Linked DNA regions of Homo sapiens: region 1 is linked to region 2. A link is an interaction called in ENCODE POLR2A ChIA-PET data of the cell type or tissue named here. Cell type or tissue: CD4-positive, alpha-beta T cell. All regions are shown on one strand.

Region 1 (8,000 bases), 51 kb before region 2:
AACAGAGCCCTCAGAAATAACGCCGCATATCTACAACTATCTGATCTTTGACAAACCTGAGAAAAACAAGCAATGGGGAAAGGATTCCCTATTTAATAAATGGTGCTGGGAAAACTGGCTAGCCATATGTAGAAAGCTGAAATGTTTATACTTTCAAAAGGAGATTGCATGAAAATGCTTGGAAAAGAAATTGAGAACCTTTTCGTAATAAACAGGAAGGCTAGGGGAAGACGGGCAGTTGGAATGACATTCTACTCAGCAAACTTTAACTTAGAACAGGGATGGAAATGGGCTGGGGTGTACCCTAAGGAGCCCTTCACTGGAGACAAGTGGTGACACAGGGACACATTCAGGATTCTCTCAGGAAAGAGCAGTCACGTCTAATCCTAATAAAGAAAGAAAATTTTAGTGTTTTTCATACTTCCCCACCTCACCCCGCCACCACCTGTTTTGGTCATATGGCTCACCAGGAGACTTCTTAGACCTAAAAAGAAGGTTACAAAGTTAAAATGTTCTTGTTTGGAATTGGAGAAGGGTTAGGGAAAAACTGCTTTCCAAACTGGTGGTCACTTTCTTCCCACCACCATAAAAACAAGACTATTAATCACAGTATGGCTTTTTCTTCCCTGAACATGCCTCTTTGACTTTGTTCATGATATACCCTCTTTTGGAATGTCTTTCCTCAAATTTTCACCTGATAAATTCTTAACCTTAACAGCCCAGTTCAGACATAACTTCCATATTGCCATTATAAGATCCCCGGTTAAAATGACTACATTATTTGCAGTGCTGCAATACTCTTATTAGAGAACTTATCACACACTCTGTTTACATATCTGTTTTCTCTTAGACTGGAAAAGACTTAAGGGCAGAAATTATATCTCCTATTTATCTTTGCTTCCCTAATAAAGTACATGGCACATGGCAGGTATTCAAATGCGTACTGTATGAGATAAAATCTGAACACCTTAAGTGAGGGCTTCTTGCAAAAGTCAAGCTATGACTGTAGAAAATAGAAGTGGGATTAACTTTAAGCCCACAAGTGCCCCTTTAGCAAGGTTCCACCAGGATCACCAGAGAATTAATGAGATAATTCCCTTTGATTTACATAGCCCATCCACAGGAAAGGGCACTATTTCCTCCTATAGGTCATCTCCATGGCTCAAGTAGATTTACTTAGCCTTTGATGTAAATTACGCATGACTGATCCATGGATTTGCTGCTCGGTGTTTCTACCTATACCCTCACCCTGCTTTTGCATGTGCAATCTTTTAATACTCAGAACCCATGACTATTTTCCCTGTTCCCTTTATAAACCTCACTCAAGTCTTTTCTTTTATAAAGTCATTCTCATTTGATAACAGATGGATTTGAAATCCTTTTCTTTTTTGGAGCTTGTCATTAAATAGGCACGCCCCAAAATATGTGTACTTGGGAATAGGCTGTAAATTCAGACTTCCTTCATCCTGGAAGACAAGCTCTTCTGTTAGTCTGGGTTGAATTCAACAAACTAAATCCAAGGAAAAGGAAGATGAATATTATTTAGCATTTTCTAGGTCGGAGCACTGCTCTAGGTAACATACCCAGGCTACTTCATTTTATCTTAACAACGCTACAGGATGAGCATTGTTAACCCCATTTCATCGATAAAGAAACTGAAGCTAGCCAAGATTAGGTCACATAATTGAGGTCACTTAGCTAGTAAATGGTGGAGCTAGGATTCAAATGCAGGTCTGATCCCAAAGCCAATGAGAGTGCTACTACACCACCACACCCAAGGGAAAACACACCCCTTGTGTCCACCTCTGGTTAGGTTTAGCAGAAAAATAGACACCAGGCTGGCACTTCTTCCTGAATGCTTTGATATCTAGTTTGTAATTTATCTCCAGCTCTCAGCCCTGACCTCTCCTCTGACTTAGGTTCTTCGTCTTTTTTTTTTTTTTTGAGGGGGAGTCTCGCTCTGTCGCCCAGGCTGGAGCGCAGTGGCACAATCTCGGCTCACTGCAACCTTCGCCTCCCGGGTTCAAATGATTCTCCTGCCTCAGTCTCCTGAGTAGCTGGGATTACAGGCACCCGCCACCAAACGCAGCTAATTTTTGTATTTTTAGTAGAGACAGGGTTTCATCATGTTGGCCAGGCTGGTCTCAAACTCCTGACCTCAGGTGACCCGCCTGCCTTGGCCTCCCAAAGTCCTGGGATTACAGACGTGAGCCACCACGCCCGGCCTGACTTAGGTTCTTATATCTAACTGCCTACTTACCACATCCACTTGGAACACTAATGTGCGTCACACTCAACATGTCCAAACCTGAACTCCTGATTTGAGGGCCTCCACCCAAACATGCTCCTCCTTGACTCTTCCCTTCTCAGGAGATGGCAACTTCATTCTTAGGAGTTTTGGGCCCCAAACAGGAATCATCTTTGATTTTCCCCTCACACTCCACATCCAACCCATCCACACATCCTGTGGACTCTACTGCTGAAATATACCTCAGAGGACTATTATGAGTATGAGATGAGCTGATATTTATAAAGCCATTGGAACACTGCCTGGCATATAATAGGTGCTATATGAGATTTATCGAGTAAAATTAATATCCAGGATGCTATCACTTCTTCCCGCCTCCACTCTCCCATCCTAGTCCCAGCCAGCATCACCACCCACCAAGACTACTGACTGTGGTGCCACCTACTTGGTCTCCCTGCTCCTACCCTTGCCCTCCTACAGCCTACTCTCTGCAGCACAGCAATTCTCAGAAACCCAAGTCAGACTATGTCACTGCTCAAAACCCTCTAGAAGCTTTCTTACTCAGAATAAAACATAATAAAGTCCTTACCATGACTTCTAAGATTCTACAGGATTCCTCCCTGCATCCCAATCTTATCTCAGATCTCCTCTTTTCTCCGCTGCATTCTCTTTGTTCCACTCATACTGGCCTACTTGCTGCCCTCAGACCTGCTGAGCAGACTCTTATTTCAAAATCTGTGCATATGATTCCCCTCTGCCTGGAACATGCTTTCCTCAGACATTCACGAGGCCTGTTCCTGCACTCCACTCGGGTCTCTTCTCAAATGTCATCTTATCAGAGAGGCCTCCTCTGCTCACCCTAACCCTACCTGTGCCGCCCTCCATTCCTTTCCTCTGTTTAATTTTTCTCTGTAGCGCTTATTACACCCGACAGATAGTTCTTTGTTAATCGAGCTATTGCCCCCGCCCCCTGCCCTTGATGTAAGTTTCAAAAGGTCTGGGCCTTTGTTTGCTGCCACAACCCCAGTACTCGGAAGTGAGCCAGGCACATAGCAGACAAATTTGAATGCAGGGAAAACATGTCTATATTAACTCATTTTTGGCTTAAGGTTGTCTGTAACAGGGAACAAAACGGTCTGTAAAACCCCCATATTACATAATGAGTTCAGGTTTCAGAGGTAAAATTTAAATATTAAGAATTTTATCTTTCAATCTTCCCTTTAGAGTAAAACTGATAGAAGAGGAATCATGTTGATTTTTGGCCCTTGCCCCTAACTATTATCAATAGTCACAAATTCTACATAATTAGATATAAAATCTTTCTCCTCCCTCTCAGTTTTACCTTATTTGTTATATCCACTTTATACAAACTATTCAACAAGAATTCAAACATAATGCTATTTCCTTACAGAAAAAAATCATGGCAAGATTTTTTCTTAAAAGTATTTCCTGCTGGCTGGGAGCAGTGGCTCATACCTGTAATCTCAGCACTTTGGGAGGGTGAGACAGGTGGATGACTTGAGGTCAGGAGTTTGAGACCATCCTGGCCAACATGGCGAAACCCCTCCTCTACTAAAAATACAAAAATTAGCCACGTGTGGTGCACATGCCTGTAATCCAAGCTACTCGTGAGGCTGAGGCACAAGAATTGCTTGAAACTGGCAGACAGAGGTTGCAGTGAGCCGGGATCATGCCATTGCACTCCAGTCTGAGCGACAGAGTGAGACTGTCTACAAAAAAAAAAAAAAAGTATTTCCTATTAAATGTTCCAACATGGAAATATAGGGCCAGGTGTGATGGTTCACACCTGTAATCCCAGCACTTTGGGAGACTGCGGCTGACAGATGGCTTGAGCTCAGGAGTTCAAGACCAACCTGGGCAACATGGTAAAACTGTCTCTACAAGAAATACAAAAAAATTAGCCGGGTGTGGTAGTGTATGCCTATAGTCTCAGCTACTCAGGAGGCTGAGGTAGGAGGATGGCTTGAGCCTGGGAGGTGAAGGTTGCAGTGAGCCAAGATGGTGCAGCCTGGGCGATAGAGCCAAACCTTGTCTCAAACAAACAAACAAAAAAACAAAAAGAAAAGAAAAGAAAGAAAAGAAAAAGAAGGCTGGGCTCGGTGGCTCACGCTTGTTAATCTCAGCACTTTGGGAGGCCAAGATGGGCAGATCACCTGAGGTCAGGAGTTCAAGACCAGCCTGACCAACAGCGATTCTCTACTAAAAATACAAAAATTAGCCGGGCATGGTGGTGCCTGTGATCCTAGCAACTCGATAGGCTGAGGCAGGAGAATGGCTTGAACCCAGGAGGTGGAGGCTGCAGTGAGCAGAAATTGCACCACTGCACTCCAGTGTGGGTGACAGAATGAGATTCTATCTCAGAAGAACAAAAAAAAGAAAAGAAAAGAAAAAGAAATATGGAATAACAGAGTTTAGATTTTGGATACAGCAGCTAGGTAGTCTGGTAACATCCCAGTGGGACATTCTACCAGTAAAATTGGGTATTTGTTGATGAAAGTGCTTCTTACATTTTGCCTTACTATAAGGTTCTGGATTGGCTGATGGTTGCCATGGAAACAGTAGTAATGCTAATATGGATTAGCCCCATAGGGTTTTACCACACTGGTTACAGAATTATTTTCTGTAAAGTCACTGAAAAGGTAATACGGTACGTGGGGCTAAAAAACTGGTGACACTCCCTGAAAGTGGGGGAGGGTGGAAGAGCCCAAACTCCTCCTCCAGGCCAGAATCTGTCCATTCCTTATCGTTATAATACCTACAGTTTGATAATCTAAGTTCTAGAGCCTCTTTAAATCCTACATCCTCCATGAAGCCTTTTCTTTTTTTTTTTTTTTTTTTTTTTGAGACGGAGTCTCACTCTGTCACCCAGGCTGGAGTGCAGTGGCGCAATCTTGGCTCACTGCAACTTCCGCCTCCCGGGTTCAAGCAATTCCCCTGCCTCAGCCTCCTGAGTAGCTGGGATTACCGGCATGCACCACCACGCCCAGCTAATTTTTGTATTTTTAGTAGAGATGGGGTTTCACCATGTTGGTCAGGCTGGACTCGAACTCCTGACCTCATAATCCGCCCACCTTGGCCTCCCAAAGTGCTGGGATTACAGGCGTGAACCACCACGCTCGGCCCATGAAGCCTTTTCTAATAAACACCAGCTCTCAGTTCTTGTTTTCTTTTCTTTTGTTTTTGGAGACAGAGTCTCACTCTGTCGCCCAGGCTGAAGTGCAGTGGCGCTATCTTGGCTCACTGCAACCTCCGCCTCCCAGGTTCAAGCGATTCTCCTGCCTTAGCCTCACAAGTAGCTGGGACTATAGACACCCGCCACCATGCCTGGCTAATTTTTGTATTTTTAGTAGAGATGGGGTTTCACCATGTTGGCCAGGCTGGTCTCAAACTCCTGACCTCAGGTGATCCGCTCGCCTCTGCCTCCCAAAGTGCTGGGTTTACAGGCTGAGTCACCGTGCCCGGCCTTGTTTTTGTCTTCTAATTCATATTTTTAAAAGTAGCCTTCATGTATTTTAAGAATCTAATGACAGTCTCTTGCATGGTTCTCTAGATGCAAGTGGAATTAACAACTGTACTGAGTACCCACCCTGAACCAGGCACCCGTGCCAATTGGTGTCACATGAACTATTTCATTAAATCCTCAAAATAATCCCTGTTAGACAGGTATTATTAACCTACTCTTTAGATGAGGAAACTGAACTTCAAAGAGGTTGTGACTTTCCCAATACAGTAAGTTATCTCCCTAAAATAGGCCTTATTACTAGCATTAAACTATGGACTCCTCAAAGGAAAGGGTCACTCAACTTCTGCAACCTCTCTAGCATTCGGAAAAGTCTTGGCTCACAACAGCCAATCAATCAAAACATGATTTAAAGAAAAAAATCAACATAATGATTTAAAGAAAACCAACAATGAAAAAAATTCACTACATTTAATGTGAGCAGGTGGGATGGGAGAGACTTTTTAAAAAAGAAATCAAATGTATTAAGAGACTTCTAACAATGTCCACATACTATTTTGAAAAAAAAAATACAAACACTTATATAAAGCTCTAACTATGAACACATTGATGTTTGGTCATAATCAACTGTAGGATGTGTTATAAGTCATTTCTTATTACTGATAAAGTAATAAAATAAATCCTTTACTTCAAAAAATATCACTAAGAGCAAATTCAAAATGCTCACTATGTTTTCTCAGGCGGAAGGGAAAAGGTGTAGTTACGGCTAGCCCTTTGCGCAAACTGAAGGTAACAGAAGCATTTGAGCATGTGTCTTGATGGAAAACGGGTTAGGAACCACTCACTGCTTTAGGAATAAGTATTGGGACAGGGATCACCTATTTTTGGACTCCATTCCCAACTGCTGCTGGCTCACTGGATGGACATGAGCAATGCATGAAGAATCTGGCCTCTGTCTACCCAGGGCTTCAAAAGCATGGGACAAACTACCCACTTCCAGGTCACCCTTCAGGGGCAATTAGACACTGCTTAATGTTCTGAGCAGGCATCTGTTTTCTTGTTTCTCTAGGATAGTGAGGGAGCAAGAGTAGTTTGCTCCCTGCCAAGTGAATTGGCTTGTGGAAATGAAACCAGTAGACTCTGAAGTTGATTAACTCAGTTGCCTACTTCTGAGAAGGATGGAAGGTCAAAGGACGAGTCTGTTAAAACAAACTCATATTATAAAAAAGTAGGAATGTATTATGTAGACCAGGCTACAAAGAATGTCTTTATGATTTTAAACAAATATAGTTGCTTCTAAGTGAACATCACCATCTCAGGAAGAGTTAGGAGATTAAAAGCATATCACATTTGCTCAGCTATTAAATACATAATAAAAATCAATTTCCTACTTCTCCAAAGTGTTGGAAATTGATTAATGTCTGTGGAAGCTTTCAGGTATAAAGTTCTCTCTCATTGCTGAGCACTATTCTATTTAAACTCCTCTCTGCTTCCTTACTGTCAGTCAACTTCTTATGTCTATCTGGGATGCCAGGATGGAGAATATTAATGAACTGCACGCAGTCTTACAAGCCTGAAAATTCTCGGGAGCAGGGAAGCTTAAAAAGACAGAAATGAATATGTGAAACCTCCAGACCAAGGCTTATTTAAATGCCAGAAAAATTATTTCAAGCAAAAAAGAACCAGTTCCAAATAACGTGTCTCCTCAGATCTCTAGGTGAGAGAGAAGGTACTTTAGAAATCAAAATGAACATTTATTAATAAAACTAACATACCAGAGAAGAGCACAAATACAACAAAGGCAATAATTCCAAATAATGCTGTACCCATTTCATTCAACATACGATTACTGAGCACCTACCACAGGCAAGACAACATGTTAGGCACTGAGTAACTTGTAGTACTGCATTCAAGCAGGACATGAAACCCAAGTGAAACAAATTAGGTGTCACACTTGCTAATGTAAAAGCAACAACACAGAAACACATATATTAAAACACTCAACTGACAGAACTTAAGTTCTGGAAAGTGAATCCTCAAAGCATACTGATTTAATTCCTTCATCATAGATTTGATTTTGGTAAACTTTCATATATGTCTGTGCAATAAGATTCACCAATAGTTGTCTGTTTGTTTTGTTTTTTGAGACAAAGTCTCACTCTGTCACCCAGGCTGGAGCACAGTGGCATGATCTTGGCTCACTGCAACCTCCGCCTTCCGGGTTCAAGTGATTCTTCTGTCTCAGCCTCCCGAGTAGCTGGGACTACAGGC
Region 2 (8,000 bases):
GTTAACCTTTAAACCACTGAAGACTTTAAATATTAATAGTATGCCTTTAATGACACAATAGTGTAGCATCAAGTACTTTAATGTTTGAAATGAAAACAACAAAATCTTGGGCTTGGCACACAGAACCAGAGAGGTATTTAGTATTAACTAATGAATAGGTAGAAAAGATCTTGAAAATGCCTTGTTTGTCCCGACATTAGAAAGGTGCCGGCCCGGCGCAGTGGCTCATGCCTGTAATCCCAGCACTTTGGGAGGCCGAGGCAGGCGGATCACGAGGTCAGGAGCTCGAGAACATCTTGGCTAACATGGTGAAACCCCGTCTCTACTAAAAATACAAAAAAAAAAAAAAAATTAGCCAGGCGTGGTGGCGGGCGCCTGTAGTCCCAGCTGCTCAGGAGGCTGAGGCAGGAGAATGTCATGAACCTGGGAGGTGGAGCTTGCAGTGAGCTGAGATTGCGCCACTGCACTCCAGACTGGGCGACAGAGCGAGACTCCATCTGGGGGGCAGGGTGGGGGGGTGGAAGAAAGGTGCCAATTTTGAAGTAGTAGAGAAGATGGGATTAAAATAAAACCAGTCTCATTATTCAATAGTGAAAGTGGCATTCCCTCAGTCCACTCACATGTTTCTCTTTCAAACCACCCTGTAAGAAAATGTGTTTGACTCCAAATGTCCGACAGTTTGTGGAAGATTATAAATTTTTTTTTTCTGGTCAAGTTCTCTCATGAATAAATGCGTCTTAAAGTACTGGTTTTATACTCCCAAGTGTTTGATTTAATTGAAAATACAGGCCAGGCTCAATGGTTCACTCCTGTAATCCCACCACTTTGGAAGGCCAGGGCAGGAGGACTGCTTGAGCCCCGTAGTTTGAGACCAGCCTTGGCAACATAGTGAGACCCCATCTCTACGAAACATTTTTACAAAATTAGCCAGGTGTGTAGTAGGCGCCTGTAGTCCCAGCTACTCAGGAGGCTGAGTGGGAGGGTCACTTGAGGGTGCAGTAAGCCATGATCAGCCACTCCACTGCAGCCTGGGGGATAGAGTGAGATCTTGTCTAAAAAAGAAAAAAGTACAAAGTACAGCAGTTTGTACTGAACGTTAGAAAGTATTGTCTAAACAGACATTCTAAAACCTACATTGTTCAAACAATGTACTGTGGGGAAAACTAAACCGGAGGTGTCAAATAAAACAGTACTCTGTAAACCAGGTTTGTCACTCTCACATTAACACTAGAAAGATTAACAAGCAACTAATGGTACTCTCTTAGTATCTTTAATGAACATTTTTAAAACTTTAAAATTTTTTATAATTTTCAAACCTACCTATAAGAAATAATATAACTGACTCCCCTCATCACTGAGTTTCAACAATGATCAATATTTGGCCTGTAAGTATATGTTAAGTATATGTTAGTTATATTCACATTGTTGTGCGACTATCTCCAGAACTTAAAATTGAACTTTTAAAACTAGAGTTCATATGCTGACCTGCAGAGGAATGAAGGTTTTAAAAAATAGTTTAAAGAGTTTTAAACTATTGTTGTCCATTAAGTAAATAACAAAATGTCAAAGATAATTTATTCTTTTACAATACAACCTTTTTTTGTTACCATTCTGAAATCTTTGCCCTATGTTGAAGAAATGTATAAAGGCTCCACATGGAACCCAGAATGTATGTAATTGCACACTCAGGATTACTATGAAATCTGGCACTAATCAAACTGATACGGTGCTCCTTTCAAGTCAGCTGTCTCTTCAATCAAGTCCTTCACTGAAGAAATTTCAAATCACAAGTATAAATCTCTGTAGTTGTACTTCTTTACAAAGTCGTACAACTGAATCTCTTTATAAAAAAAAAAGGAAGGCTTTTTATTTCTAGACCTCTACTTCAAGTGAAAATTAAACAATTCAATTCATTAGGCTGCTTTTTGGCAGTCTACCTATAGGTTTCACAAACGACTTTTCAGAGAGGTATCTCAGGAGTTCATCGACTGGCAGACCTAGTTAGCAGGACAACCGAACTACAGGGCACTCACAGGTTTCCTTTTTTTCTCCCGGATTTACTTTTACGTCGCTGGACTATAGGCATACTTAAATCTTATTACAGAATATTTCTGAATTTCCATTCTGACTGTTCAACCAGTAGCAGAGATACGGAACCTGACTAGGGTCAATTTCAAACCTCATTCAGGTCTGTACTATTGTCTTGCTGTAACTAAGAATGAAAAGAGCTGGCTGCAACCAAACTAGGTAACAATAATAGTAAACGCACAGGCAGGAAAGGTAAGTCACAGGTGACTCCCTCTCCCCATCCCCCTGCCCCTTTTTTTTGCAATCTAATTTTTAGAAATGCTGGCATTCTGTACTGCATTCAAGGCCCTTTTCTAGTTAAGGGCAAGAAAACAAACAACTCTGAAAGACTGCCTAGAGAACTGGCAGAAATATTACGGATACCTTAACAGGTATTTTATAACAGAAGTTAAAGTAATATGGTTCTCATAGGTTGCATTTGGTCATTCAATTGCAAGCCTGAGACCCAGAACACAGAAAAGTACTGTTTAAATACACATAAATACTGAGGCCCAAATTAAATCCACTACCAGCGGTCACATGTTGAGCCCTGGCTCGCCTGATTTCTGCAATGGAACCACATTTCCTAATCCCTGAGCATTTGAAGGCTATATAAAGCTCCTTTAGGGGCACTTGTTTCCCACAACTCTGAGCTGCCAGGAAGTTAAGACAAGGGCATCTAAAGGCCTTAACGCCCAAACTGGAAGGCTTTAGGCTAACACCCTGATTAGAGATTAACTGCTCTGAAAACCTGCAACATATTTTAAATGCTTCCCGACTTCCTCATTTCTCTGTATGCAGACATCACCTCAGTGCTATATAGTCATACTGTAAGCTCTATTTTAGATGCTGGGTACAGTACGTATATAGAACGGCCCACAGCGGCTGGAGCCACGCATGGACCCATTTGCTGTGAGCGGGGTGGGGAAGTCAAGTGGGTTCAACGAAATCTGATAATCCTCCATCCTCCCTCCCCCATTCATTCCAGATTTTCTGCGAGGTAGGGTGAGCAACGAAGTGGGGGTGAGTGGTTCCCTAACTGCCCAGGGCCGGGCGCGTGCCTGGGCGGCCCCTGCTCCCCACCCATCCCTGGAGGGAGGTCCTCACCTCGAGCTTGTCTGTCAGCTCCTTATGCATCTGCTCGTACTGCCGGCTCATGTCCTGGTTCCTCTCGAGCAGCGCCTTACCCAGCCGGGCCGCCAACACCAGATCCTTCTCCTTCTGTCGGATCACCGACAGCAGCTCGGGGTCCTGGGAGGGCGGCGGCTGCGGTCCGGCCCCCTCGGCCAGAGACCCAGGCTCGGCCTGAGGGTGTTCCCCGGGGTCGGACGGCCGCTCCCCGGCCGCCAGCAGCGCCAGCTCCTCCTCTAACGCCAGTTCTAGCTCCCCGGAGCCCCCGGGGAAGATGAGGGCGGCGGCGGCGGCGGGACTCCGGACTGCGTCCCCGGCCGCGGCGGGCAGCTCCATGCAGCAGGCGCTGTCCGGCTCGGCGGGTGCTGAAGCGCGGCCGACCAAGCCCAGGCAGAAAGCGGACATGGCCCGCGCGCGCGGAGCCCGCAGCGGTGCGGCCCGGCCCGCGCGCGCCAGGCTGCAGGGGGGAGGGGCCCTGCCGCGCCGCCCCGCGTCCCGCGCCTCGCCTCGCGCCGCGGCACGCGCCCCCGGGTCCCCGCGAGCCCTGGGCGCGGCGCGCGCCGGCCCGCCCCTCCCCCGCGCCGGCGGCACGCGCCCCCTCCCCCGCCCCCGGGCTCAGCTGCTCAGGCGCGCGCGGGAGGAGGGGGTGGGGGTAGTGGCGGAGTAGGTGGTGGGAACGGGAAGGCTGGGGAAGGGAGGACTCAGGAACAGAGACTGAGGGTCGGCGAAGCGGGAGGGGAGGAAGCGAGGAGGAACGCCGCCGCCGGGTTCTCAGCCGCCCTGTTGCCGCTGCCGCTGCTGCTGCTGCTGCCGCCGCCGGCCGGGCAGCGCCTCACGGGGCGGGCTGCGCTCCGCTGTCGCCGCGACGCTTCCTGCTGCTGCTGCTGTTGCCGGCGGCCGCTCTCTGCAGCCGCACTCCATGACCCCCGGCTCCGCGGCAGCCCCAGCAGCAGCGGCGGCGACGGCGGCTGCTGCTGCTGCAGGGGCCGAGGCGGCGGCTCCACATCGCGCGCCGCGCAACCCGGCGAGCTCCTTCCTGCCTTCCCCGGCTCCTCCCGGCTCACCGGGCCGGCAGCGCCCCGCCCCGGGCTTCCGGCCGCGTCCCCTCGCCCCGCCCCTTGCCGGCGCCTGACGCGCGCGGGCACCTGTTCGCCCCGCCCGCGCGGGATTCGCCGGCTCGCGGGTCTCCTCAGCGACGCCCAGGTGGCGCCGGCGGCCTTAACCCCTGCTCTGCCTCACGCCCTGCGGGCGGCTGCGCGCGCCGCCTGCGGAGGCGGCTGGCGCATCCCTCACGGTCCTGGCTGCCTCACCGCGCGGCCACGCCCCCAGCCTTGCACCCACTTCGGGGTGCGGTTCCGCCCTCAGCCTCGCTCAGAGCTGGGGTGTGGCCACGCCCTCAGCTCTCGTACCTCGGGGTGTGGCCTCGCACCCGGCCTCGCTCTCACCTCGGACGGAGCGCGGCCCCGCCCACCGCCTGCTGCTCACCTCCAGGCGCGGCCCCGCCCCCAGCTACTTGGAAGCCGGGGCGCGCCTCAGAGTTCTGTTGCCGCATCTCTGGTGGTGTCTGGGGCAAAGGGGACTGAGGACATTCCTCCAAGACTGGTGACCCGGCCCCGAGAAAGACATACCCTCACGAAATTTAGGTCTGGGCCCCCAGGAGAACTAAGCAGTCAGGAGAGGGAGCCCTAGAGAGCAGTAGGAGGAGGGAGGACTTCGGAAACCAGGCATCTTCATGCTGATGACTCAGGGATATGAAGGACCAGATGCTTCGCAGATCAGCAGCCCGGAGAGAAAGGGTTTCTGCGGAGAAATAACGGAAAAAACTGCTCACAGATGGGAATACGAAGCAAAGAACCTCCCTAATAATAACTACCGTTTATTCGGCACTCAGTGTGTGCCATGTCCTGTATTAAGTGCTTGATAGTCATTATTTTAGATAATCCTCACAAGAACTTTATAAAATCAGTACTGCCGCTTGTCATTTTAACAGAGAAGGAAATTAAAGCCTGAGAGATGGCATCGTCTGCCCAGGTCATTACAACTGGTAGAGTCAGGATTGAGATCTAGCCAGGCCGACGCCAGGGATCACGTGAATCATTATTCTTTATTTTCTTCACATAGAAGCAGTCTTGAGGAAGATAAATGGTCCTTTGTGACCAAGATGGATTGGGTGGATATGGAAGGAACATTTCCTCAATGATTAAAGGAAGGTTTGGAGAGCCTACTGGGTGACTTGCAGTCATTCCTTGGTGTTGACCTCGTTGGTGGTGCTACGTGTCTCCTATTTCCAGAAACAATCCCATCTAAAGCTAGAATTCGTCCCTATGCTTCCTTTTCCTCTTGGACAGACAACCCATTTTTTACTTGGATCATGCCTTTCTTCTTTTCATCCCAGTGAGATGGAAATTTCAGAACATCAAGAGGCTGAAATGGGTCAAATAGTTTCTCATGGTTTTTATCGCTTATTAAATTCAGAGCCTAAACAATATTCAAGTTTTAACATCGTTACCCTTAGACTGAAGGCCAGAATCTGAAAAGCTCCTGGGCCTCAGGGCTGGCATTGTTCACTTGTTGACTGGAAAGGAGACAGACAGTTGAGGGATTCCCACATCAATCTTAGAGCTAAATTTCTGCAGTTGACCATGTTACCATTCCAGCAAGGAAATGTTCTAACACTTTTTATTATGACCTCCCACCTTGAGCTGGAATTGTGGGCCAGAGGTGAGATCCAATTGCCACTTCCTTTTGTCTTATTTGAATCACAGAAGGACAAATTTCTCCCTAATATGTCTGGAGACACATCAAGAACAAACAGGGCCAGGCTCTGTGGCTCCTGCCTATAATCTCAGCACTTCGGGAGGCTGAGGCAGGAGGATTGCTTGAGCCCAGGAGTTCAAGACCAGCTTGGACAATGTAGAAAGTAAAGTTTCCTCTTCAAAGCTTCCCTTCTTGTTAAAGAATGAATAATAAGTGTTAGAAATAATGGTTTCTTTTAAAGACTAACTTCCTTCAAGCCACCTTATTTTATGCTAATAACTCTCTGTTAAGCCCTTTCCTATGTAGCTGTTAGATCTAAGGGAATGAGTACATTCTATGTCCATGTACTTTAACCAAGATACCTGTGCTGGACATGCTCACTGGCATGTCCCAGCTTGCAGCCTATGCCCCTTCCCTATTTGGGAATGTTACTACTTTTCTAAGTCTTTTCATAAATAACTTCCTCTTTTCCTTTGTTCTCCATTGCTTTTACCTATTTAGAAAAGTTTTAAGTTGTTAGCCTATCAGGTTCAGTTTAAATTGTAAGGTCTGGCTCCAGCCAATGGAGACAAGGCACAGTAGCAGGGACAAACTGCGTAAGGGATAAAAATTGCTTCTTTCCTTTATTCAGGTGTGCTCTTGCCATTGTTCCAGCTGCAAGGAGCACCCTTTCTGCAGAAACTAAAATTGCATTGCTGAGAAAACTTTCTCTCTAAATGCTGATTTTTCCTCGTGGTACCGAGGAACAAGCATTCTGTTTCTAAATAAACATTTTACTTATAACAGGCAACATGGCAAGATCCTGTCTCTCCACCAGTTGGGTGGCTCATGCCTATGACCCCAGCATTTTGGGAGGCCAAAGTGGGAGGGTCTTATAAGCCCAGGAGTTTGAGACTAGCCTGGACAACATGGCCAAAACCCCGTCTCTACAAAAAATACAAAAAAATTAGCCAGGCATGGTGGTGTGTGCCTATAGCCCCAGCTACTCAGGAGGCTGAGATGGGAGGGTGAGTTGAGCCTGGAAGATCAAGGCTGCAGTGAGCCCTGATCATACTATTGCACTCCAGTCTGGGTGACAGAGCAAGAACTTGTCAAAAAAAAAAAAAAAAAAAAGAGTTTCAGCTCTTTTTCCTTAATGCAGACATGCAGCCTATCTTTCAAAAAATGACTTTGTTTGCCTGCCTTGAGCCCAATGGTCCTAATCTGTTCCACTTATCTGTTACTGTGAAAATGAACTGTTACAATTCTAACTCCAGCTTCTGAATTTCCTTCCTAACAATGTTCCACTGCTGAACCTTACTAGGAAATGTTCACTTCTTACAGTAGGTTTGGCTCTAAGCACTGTCTTTCTGGGAGAACCAGCCCAACTTTGCAGAACTATTCAAAATAGTGGTTCTTAAACATTTTGGTCTCAGAATCTCATTACACTCTTGGGCCGGGTACGGTGGCTCATGCTTGTAATCCTAGCACTTTGGGAGGCCGAGGCAGGCAGATCACTTGGGGTAATGAGTTCAAGACCAGCCTGGCCAGCATGGCAAAACCCTGTCTCTACTAAAAATACAAAAATTAGCTGTGCATGGTGGCATGTGCCTGTAGTCCCAGCTACTCAGGAGGCTGAGGCGGGAGGATCGTTTGAACCTGGGAGGCGGACGTTGCAGTGAGCCAAGGTCACGCCACTGCACTCCAGCCTGGGTGACAGAGTGAGACTCCATCTCCAAAAAAAAAGTTTTTAAATAATTAATTCATTTTAAATATTTATGATAAACCTATTATATGTAACTATAATGAATTTTTATGAACAATAACTATATGGTCCTAAATGTAAAAAAAACTAGTGAGAAGAATGGCGTTATTCTTCATTTTTGTAAACCTCTGTAATGTATGGCTTAACAGTAGAAAAGTGAATTCTTGTATTTGGATATATCTATAATGTATGATATTTTGAAATATATGAAGAAAATTTGGACTCACAAAGATATGTGGTTGGGAAAAGGAGGAATATTTTAGTAGCCTTTTCATTTTGGATATTTTTCTTTGATATTACA

The links. Peaks named below come from ENCODE experiments on the same cell type or tissue, not always from the same donor. Only the 100,000 strongest peaks of a DNase experiment are listed, where the experiment ranks them.
Region 1: POLR2A ChIA-PET joins it to region 2 with 16 read pairs; 13 of 35 experiments call an interaction of 5 or more read pairs at or near these places.

The regions. Positions count from the first base shown.
Region 1 is chr12:120,036,749-120,044,748 of GRCh38, reverse strand. The region is part of intron 2 of BICDL1 (BICD family like cargo adaptor 1); the gene reads right to left. Among named protein-coding and RNA genes, the nearest start is that of BICDL1, 52 kb to the right of the region's middle. In CD4-positive, alpha-beta T cell, no CTCF peak of the experiment used is centred here; DNase peaks (open chromatin) are centred at 3,258 and 4,838.
Region 2 is chr12:119,985,472-119,993,471 of GRCh38, reverse strand. BICDL1 (BICD family like cargo adaptor 1) reads right to left here and starts at 4,236. Exons shown (of 10, transcript NM_001367886.1): 1 at 3,175-4,236. The coding sequence starts at 3,603. RefSeq lists silencers at 2,889-2,948, 3,259-3,468, 3,479-3,548, 3,599-3,688, 3,969-4,608 and 2 more and enhancers at 2,620-3,591, 3,592-4,565. In CD4-positive, alpha-beta T cell, a CTCF peak has its summit at 4,852 (motif pointing right); DNase peaks (open chromatin) are centred at 3,301, 3,581 and 4,521; H3K4me3 peaks cover 2,277 bases; H3K27ac peaks cover 958 bases.